Linked DNA regions of Homo sapiens: region 1 is linked to region 2. Evidence: read pairs that join two places in POLR2A ChIA-PET (ENCODE). Cell type or tissue: Caco-2. All regions are shown on one strand. Links, peaks and the distances in the headings refer to the core of each region. The heading gives the core; the rest is flanking DNA.

Region 1 (4,221 bases), core at 222-4,221, 1.4 Mb after region 2:
TAAAACAGGTGAGTTTTTAGTAGTAGTAGTGATGTTTGGATACCTGTAACTTTATCTCCATTAGAAATGTCAGATATTTTAATATCATCAGTTAGTTTTTGCAGGTATCTTGAAATATTATTCATGTTCCTCACTACTGGGATAGTTTTGCAGATTCATGTTCCTCACTACTGAGATAGTCATTTAGCCTGTGCACTAGACCTTGCTTTTGATGCCTTCATAAAGCATAGATCAGAAAAAAGGTGAGTTGTTGTATGTAAATTACACCTCAATAAAGTTGATTGATACAAAGAGAAACAAAATCACCAGAAATCCCACCACCAAGAGATAACCACTACCATTTTGGGGTTTTTATGCTGCCAGGGCATTCATCCCCACCCCGCCACCCCCGCACATGCTGTGTTACACTGTGTTCTGGGGTTTTTTTTCTCTCTGTCTACGATATATTATAAAAACCTTTCCACACCAGTACACAGAATGCTGCATCTGTATTTTTACAGTGGTAGAATACAGCATTATGTCAACAAAACATGTTTACTTCACCAATTTGTTGTGTTGGAAAATTAAGATGTTTCCAATTTTTCACTCTTAAAAACACTACCATGAATATCCTTGTAACTAAATATTTGAGCATATCCTTAATGATTGCCATAGAATAAATTTCTTCCAGTAAAATTACTGGGTCACAGGCATTCACGTTTTTAAGGAATTTGATGTATCTTTCAAAATTGCCCTACCTAAAAACTCTATCAATTTAGGTGCCCATTAGCCATCTCTTTGTCTCTACTGTAGACTCTCAATGTGTAGACTCAGCATTGTGACTCTCCACGGGAGCAGACACAAGGTAAGTCCCAGTAACTGACATATCCTGAGATCCCACAACTTTAGAAGCTATTGAAACCTTTCAAAGTCAGTCCCAGCCCTAACTTTAAATGAAATTCAAGACCCATAAAGGTTCAGGGGTCTGAAAGCACTCCTACTGCTCCTACTGAGCACATCCAGGATTCTGACTCCGGACTCAGGCCAGAAACCACCACACAGCTTGCTAACGGAACACTGAGTCAAAGGACCAGCAAAGACCTCCTGCCATCTCAGGCTTAGAGATTCCCTAGTCTCTACACCCCCTTAATCTGTTTGAACCAAGCCTTGCTCCAGAGCAGCCGGGCAAAGGAGCCAGGGATCTCAGGAGTCACACACACTGTTGACGTCTCAGCACAACTCCGGTTGGTTGCATTTTATTTCAATCCTTGGCTCTGCTGCACGTGGCCTTGGGATGGTTATTTAACCTAAGGCTCAATTTCCTCAACAAAAAAATGGAGTTGGTAATTGTACCTAGCTCACAGAGTTTTAGTAGGATGGCATGAGGTAATACAATCAAATTCACTAGCACCACTCCTGGCCCTTAAAAGGTGCTGCTATTTGGTAAGTATTATTATCATTTGTTGGCCCCTCACACTTAGCCTCAGGCAGCAGAGAGGCCTGAAAGAGAACAACTTCCTGCCCTTACATTCTGACTTTTCTGCACTGGTGTCGCTACAGAAGGCCAGCCACCAGGCTCATTTTAGATCTGCCTAATGCCACCGATAAGCTGAGGGCTTGAAACCCCATTCTTAGGAGTGGCTTGCCCACCCCGCATGCCTCTAGGACCAAGCCTGACAAATATAGCAGAAATTACAGGCATCTGATTTAAGGCTACGTGTGTACACTTCGCCTGAGCCAAGCCCCAAGCCCTAGTCCCGCTGCTGCATCAAAGGACCAGCTCTCTTCCAGCCTCCAGGCCCAGAGTAAGCAGCAATTTGGGAGGCAGCCCCCTCTTATTTTTAGCTTTAGAAACCCGAAAAGCCAACATACCAGAGCTCACCCAAGCGTCTCTCACAAACTGTTGTTTGACTTGGGTTGAGAAAATGACAGGCTGGGTTCTGCACCAAGAAGAGAAGAAAAAAAGAGGGGGAAAAAAGGAGTTTTCTTTTCCCTCCGCTGCCAATCTCCATCCCCCTCAACTCCTCCCCTAGGCCTGGGTGGACCCTGCCTGGGTAATAGTTCCCTGCTATATTTAAAAACCACAGATGTGTTTGGTGGAGACTTAATTTCGGAATTGCAGGCAGCGTCTCCTGAGGACAAGGGGAAAGCCGGTGCCGCGCGCCCGCCTGCTGCCTGGAGCTCCCAACTCGGCGGAATCCAGGTCAGGACGCGCCGCCGTTTTGACGTGCTGCCGGCCGGGAGGCGCGGGCGCCAGGCTCCAACGACTAGGGTGGGTGGCCGCGGGGCAGGGGTTGGATCTGAATTCGTCCCTCGGGGGCTCTGGATGCGGGATGCGGGATGCGGGATGCGGGCTCGACTTCCTCGCTGCTGGTCGAGGAGCGTTCTGAGAGTCTCCCCTCCGCGCGCGAGGATAAATATGCGCGGCTTGTCAGTCAGTGCGGCGCTGTCTCCCAGCTGATAGGGTGACGTTCCGTTTGGAGGCTTGGAGATTGGCTTTTTGATTTGGCTTCTTCCGGCAGCTTAATGGGCAAAGCTCTCCGCTCGCCCAGAAACCAGCCTCTCCGCGCGTCCCCTCTGCGCGCGGCGAGGCCGAGACGTCTCCCGCGGTGACAGCGTGCAAGGCGGAGACCCGGCGCGCTCCCAGCCCAGGGAAAGCCCAGGCGACGCGACCGCAAGCCCGAGCCCAGGTCCCTCGGAGCCGCCAGGGCGCGCCGGGCTGCTTGCCTTCCTGCCCCTTCCTGCAGGAATCCCCCGCCGCCCGCGGCCGGGACTCCGGGCCTCTCCCGGGCGTAGATTCCAGTCACCGCTCTGGGTCGGGGTTTCCCTCTTTCTGAAATCCGTGCGGAAGGACCCCTCCCGGGGCCCCTCGCCCTGGCCCCAGACACCCTCCCTCCCAGACCCCGCGCTCCAGATGCGCTGCCCCGCAGCTCCCTGACAGCTGCGAGCCCACGAACCCCGGCGGGAGGGCGGCGGCGGCGGACTGACATGCCCCGGACGCGGCTGCGGCCGGCGGGCAGCCCGCGGGGGCGATGAGCCGCTGCGACCGGTGAGGCGCCGGGCGGCGGGGGCATCGCGTACCTTCCTCACCCCCCTCCCTTGCCCACTCCGCTCGGGAGGCCGAGAGGAAACGGTGAGTAATGGGGTGAGCCTCCTGCCCTTCCCCCTTAGCGGGCAGCCGAGACATGGGAGGTAGAGGTTGGGGGGCTTGGGATGCCCCTAAGAGGATCCCTGATTGTGAGTAACGGGGTTAAGTTATTTCTCAAGATCATTCATATGAACCGCCTTCCTGTGGATTTAGTGCCAGGAGAAGTGGGGTGAGGGTGCCCCGGAAAGTGTACATTGTGTATGCAGTGTTGGGGGGGCAGATCTGGCAGAGTGGGTGTCTACAGGAGGGTGCCGCCGGGTGGGGAGGGGCAGAGAGAGATGCCTGGGCAGGTGGGTACAGTTGGATCGTGAGCATGCTGGGTTGGTAGCGGGTGCTGTTTGGGGAGACTGACTGCTGTGTTGTGTGTGCTGGATGCATGTCGGCATATGTGTGCCACCTGGGCCAGGGCGTGTTGTGCTTCTGGTGCTGTGAGTGTCCGCCGGGTTTGGGGGCTAGCAGGGAAGCGCGTTATCCACTCGGCGCGCGCCCGCGTGCACATACGCACGCACGCGCTCACCCCAATCTCGGGACTCCACCGCCGCGGGTCGGGAGCTGCAGCCCCAGAGCACCCACCGCTGGGGCCAAGGGGGCGAGGGAGAAGGAGGGTTTCTCCAGTGCTGCACTCTCCAGCCCCTGGTGGTCTGCGTGATCCGGGACTCGGTGGAGAGAATCGAAATATATAACTAACCCTCCCCCGATCCCCCAACACACACGCGCGCGCGGACACACACACACACACACACACACACACACACACACACACAGTCAAAGCCCTGATTCAGAGGCTAGCGCTGCTGCTCCTACAGGCCCTGGCTGACCTGCCCAGAGGACCCGAGCCACTGGGAAAGATGATGAAAGCAATTTGCTCCGGGGAAAAAAGCAGTTCTTCGTCTTAATTCATTGTATTTTATTTTTAACGGTGTGGTAGTGGTGGTGGTGGCGGGGTGGGGTTAAATAGAAGAAATGCCTTTAATGCAGTACCATAAATTTACCCGCTCATCGCAGCTTCCTTCTCTCTCTCTCTCTCTCTCCCCCCGCCCCCCGCTTCTCTTCTCTTCTCTCCTCCTTTCCTCTCTCTCTCTCTCTCTCTTTCT
Region 2 (4,508 bases), core at 196-4,195:
AAGAGCAAACACACAAAACCACAATACCTACTACTAGCTTTCTTGCTTCTGGAAGCCCTGAGCAGATAAAAGGACAGCAGCAAAACACACTCCTAGCTTAGCTTCTCAGGAAGGCATTTAGTGCCTCAAATCTCCCTGTGAGGGAATACATAGAGAGCTACCTTCGAATGAATTACATAGATTATATATAAATAGAGTGTTTAAAAATGAAACTACATTGAAAAATACTTCAATAAAAACATGAAAGGCAAGGGCATTAAAACAATTATTATATATGTATAAAAACTTTCACCATTCAATTCATTTTGGCAGAAAATAACTGCTAAATTCAACAGCGTAGAACACAACATGGTTCAGCAGAACAGACTCATTGACCTTGGAGTTTACCATTTATCTGAAATCTAAAACTGTCCACATCAAAAAACTAGAAGTAGAATAATTATATTTAAAGAACACTGAATTGTAAGGCATTCTATGGTACTTTTCTCAAGCCTAATATTTACATAGCAGAAGGATTTTTTAAAAAGCAAAAAAAACTGAATAAACAAAATAAGCACACAATTTTAGAAATATATTTAGCTAATCATATTCCCTGATGTTCTATATGCACTAAAAAATAATCCACTAAAATTTATAACAGCTATTTAATGATGCTTATTTGACAGACTGGAACTTGAAAAACAGCTCTTGATAGCAAAATTGAGAGTATATGAGAGTGCTAAAGCTGTAACTTTAGTACAAATCAAGATAAGTGTGGTATTCTAAAGAAACTATGTTAAAGATGGCTGATTACAAGAGGGTGAGAGGTAAAGACAGAAAACAGCAACTGAAATGTGCTTTGTCTCCTCAATCACTGTTCAACCTGATTTGTATGTGTTTTGGAATGGAGGAGGAGGAGAAGGAAGGTGAACAGTAAGAACAATCAAATCTGGTGGCTTACAGTTATCCAAAGAATATTTAGGTGCATAAGCATTAGTCGTCCCTCTTTTAAGGAATGGGAAAATACTCTTAGATGCGCTTCAGACCAGATACTGTGTTTCTCCTGGGCAGTGTGCAGTAGAGGGAGGCCCTTCCCTATCACAGCATCTTCAGTAACTTGACTTTGAGAGTAACACTCCACCTACCATGAAGACAAGCCTATCAACACTGTTGATCAGTGGAGCAACAAATGCCACTGCCAAGAGCCCATGGGCTCCTCTGTCTTCATTAATGCATTCCTCTCTATAGGATTCAAGGAGAACACACTTCATAGACAATTATACACTCGGTGCAAAATTGAAGAAGTCCTGTGGGGCCACAGAAACCAAGATGAGTAATGGCTTGGAAAGGGTCTCCTCCTCAACAAGCTATGCAGGATATAGGCAACATTATAATTATTCTATAACTTAGTATTTTCCACTTATAAATTTCCTTAGTACTCTGATCATGGTGACTATCTAAATGAAAACAAAAGGCCAGGTACGGTGGCTCACGCTTGTAATACCGCACTTTGGGAGGCCAAGGCAGGCAGATCACTTAAGGCCAGGAGTTTGAGACCAGCCTTGCCAACGTGGTGAAACCCCATCTCTACTAAAAATACAAAAATTAGCTTGGCACAGTGCTGCACACCTGTAATCCCAGCTACCTGGGAGGCTGAGGCACGAGAATCGCTTGAATCCAGGAGGCAAAGATTGCAGTGAGCGGAGATCGTGCCACTGAACTCCAGCGTAGGTGAGAGAGTGAGACTCTGTCTCAATAAATAAATAAATAAATAAATAAATAAATAAATAAATAACACAAAACACATACATACTCAAAGGAAGATAAGTAATTCAGGTTAATCTGAATGCAGCCCTACTGCCTAGTCTGTGCCTCCATAAGGAGGATGTGGCTATCACTTGGACTTCTATCACCAGTACAGATCCACCTTAATGTCCAATGGGCATTAAGTGAGGAACTCAATAAAGTACAAAGAAGTAACATGATGCATGTTAGCTATATTATTACTGTCATTTAATCCTGGTTCTCAATATAAACATACACTCACTAGCAAAATGGCAAAGAGAAGTGGGCATGAGAAAGGACTGGAAAGAAAAGCATCAATGGCATGTTGCTTATTTTACTAAATACAAACAATGGGATTCCTCTACTGATCCAGTATTTTTCCAGCAATGGACCTGGCTTCTATGTTGGACTAAAATAGCCTCTGAAGTCTAAATTTGTAAAATAATGTTTATAAAAACAACATAATAATAAAGTGATTATAGCTTCATCAGCCAAATATGATTTTTACATATAATATCAGCTGTATAGCATACTTTAGTAAAGTACTCCCCCTCCACCCCCTCCCCACCTGAGACTTAGCCACAGTGAAGTCAGGAATGCATTAGGCAGCCAAATGGAAACTACCCGGTGATAAGCGGCTGAGTGACAGCCAGGTCAGCTCTGCCACACCTTGGTGCTAGAGGATAAATTACATCTGACACTGATGTACTCCTTCAACAAGAAGACTTGCTTTAAGGTTCTGATTAGGAAAAATGAGTTAGTCTGCTAATTTCAGTGAATCAAAGTTGTCTATTATAAGACAGAGTTGTTTGTTTAGATATGTTTTATACTATATAAAAGTATAAACAACAATTTTTAAAATGTACAGTTTATACTTTACAGAGCTTAATTTCTGCTCCAAATTTTGTTATCCAGAGCCACTATTTGTGGTATATTATCATACTGTAACAAATTGCCTGTCTGACTTGAAAGTTGTGTGGCCCAAGAAAAGCTCTTACAGTAACCACTCTGTGTAACTGACTTCCACTGAACAACTTCCTGGATTAACCACTGCTCATAATTTCCCTGCAAACCATGCTGACAAATACCCAATGGCACTAGCAGTCTAGTGGGTGATCCCTAGGTGCCATACATACTTTCTGTTCCTGCCAGCTGGACCTCATGCTGACAAAGAGTGAGCTGTTTATACCAATTGACTTGCTATTTTAATTATGAAATTTAATCATGAAAGCTGATGAAATATGAGTACAAAAGATAAACGTTGTTCCTATTAAAAACTAAGGCTTTATACAAACTTAATAAAGGCAAGTCATTAAAAAGAAAGCTGTTGGATTAAATGTGGGCAGGACAGCTATGAAAAAATGAGAAAAAATTTATGAAATCTAAGATTTTGTACTCAGATTATGTTGTTAGTCTCTATGTTTTTATTCTTATGGTTTAGCCTATTAACACAATTAAGAATTTAAAAGAGTAGAATCATTGTCAAAGAAAAGCCCTTGGTCTCACAAGAGTTTGGCAAACATATTCTTATATGTGTTAATGATAATAAAACAGTTTGAATGTATACTTTTTAACAATTCCCTGCTTGAGTTGATATTTTCAATTCACTAGTTCCAATTATGCTGGGTAAAAGGGTATTTTCCATGCTTCAAGTTAGTAACTACTGGATTAGTGGGTATTAGATTTATGAGGTTATTATGAACAAACAGGATTAATCTGGAATCTAGGCATTCACATTTTTATTCCAGACTTTTGAAAGATAAAATACTTTAAGATTCTCCATCTCTTTAACCTAGCAGAGATCAGAGAACAGTGATTAAGAACATGACTCTGTTCAGACAGCCTGGCTCCAACATTTACTAGCTCCATGAGAGTCTTATCACTTAAGCTCCAGTTTTCTCAACTGGAAAATAAGGTTAACAATAGTACCTACCTTCCTGGGCATCAAGAGATTGAAATGAGAAAATGTGGCATAGCAAATGCCTAGTACAGTGCCTGGTACACAGTAAGTACCCAAAATGTTCATTATTATAATAATATTATTATACTGCCTAATAGGAAAAAAGTACCCATTATTACATAAATTAGATTATAACTAATATGTTTCAGTGTCAGTTTTGGGTGGAGGCCATTTTGCCTCCACCTATCGACAGCTCAGACACACCTGCAGAAAATTTGCACAGGTACAGTAAAGCAGGGGTTCTCAGCTAGGGGTTAGTTTACCTCTTAAGAGACATTTGGCAATGCCTGAAGACATTTTAGGCTGTCACAACTAGAGGGAGGAGGAAAACCTACTGGCATTAATAGTGTGGAAGCCAGGGATGCTGCTAAGCATCCTACATCCTACAATACACAGGACAGCCCCCTACTCCACGCTACCCCAACAAAGAATCATCGCACCCCCAAATGCCAAGTTGGCAAGAATGAGAAACCTTGTACCTTAAAGGACAGTGTAACAGAGATGTAATTTCTAAAATATAAACTTCAGAAAATTATTCTGAGAAGATAAATGTTTAAAAATGACATCAGGGTATGCAATACATATTGATTCCAAGACCCACGCTATAGATATGTAGGAATGAGACATGGATGTTTAGTCACGAGACAAGATTGTTTCCGTCAACAAGCCTTCTGGAATGGGACCTATCATGTAGTAATATTAAGATATGCTTTATTCTAAAGCAATTGTTATAAAGCTATGAGTACTATATTTGAAACTAAACTTCACTCATAATTTTAAATAC

Evidence for each region. Peaks named below come from ENCODE experiments on the same cell type or tissue, not always from the same donor. Only the 100,000 strongest peaks of a DNase experiment are listed, where the experiment ranks them.
Region 1: POLR2A ChIA-PET joins it to region 2 with 6 read pairs; 1 of 35 experiments calls an interaction of 5 or more read pairs at or near these places.

What each region holds. Positions count from the first base shown.
Region 1 is chr14:70,187,270-70,191,490 of GRCh38, reverse strand. It overlaps SLC8A3 (solute carrier family 8 member A3), which reads left to right and starts at 2,540. Exons shown (of 7, transcript NM_182932.3): 1 at 2,540-3,112. It also overlaps the pseudogene LOC646548. RefSeq lists silencers at 2,566-2,895, 2,966-3,105. In Caco-2, for the core only: no CTCF peak of the experiment used is centred there; no DNase peak of the experiment used is centred there; H3K4me3 peaks cover 689 bases; H3K27me3 peaks cover 264 bases.
Region 2 is chr14:71,590,455-71,594,962 of GRCh38, reverse strand. The region is part of intron 5 of SIPA1L1 (signal induced proliferation associated 1 like 1); the gene reads right to left. Among named protein-coding and RNA genes, the nearest start is that of SNORD56B, 190 kb to the right of the region's middle. In Caco-2, for the core only: no CTCF peak of the experiment used is centred there; a DNase peak (open chromatin) is centred at 2,392.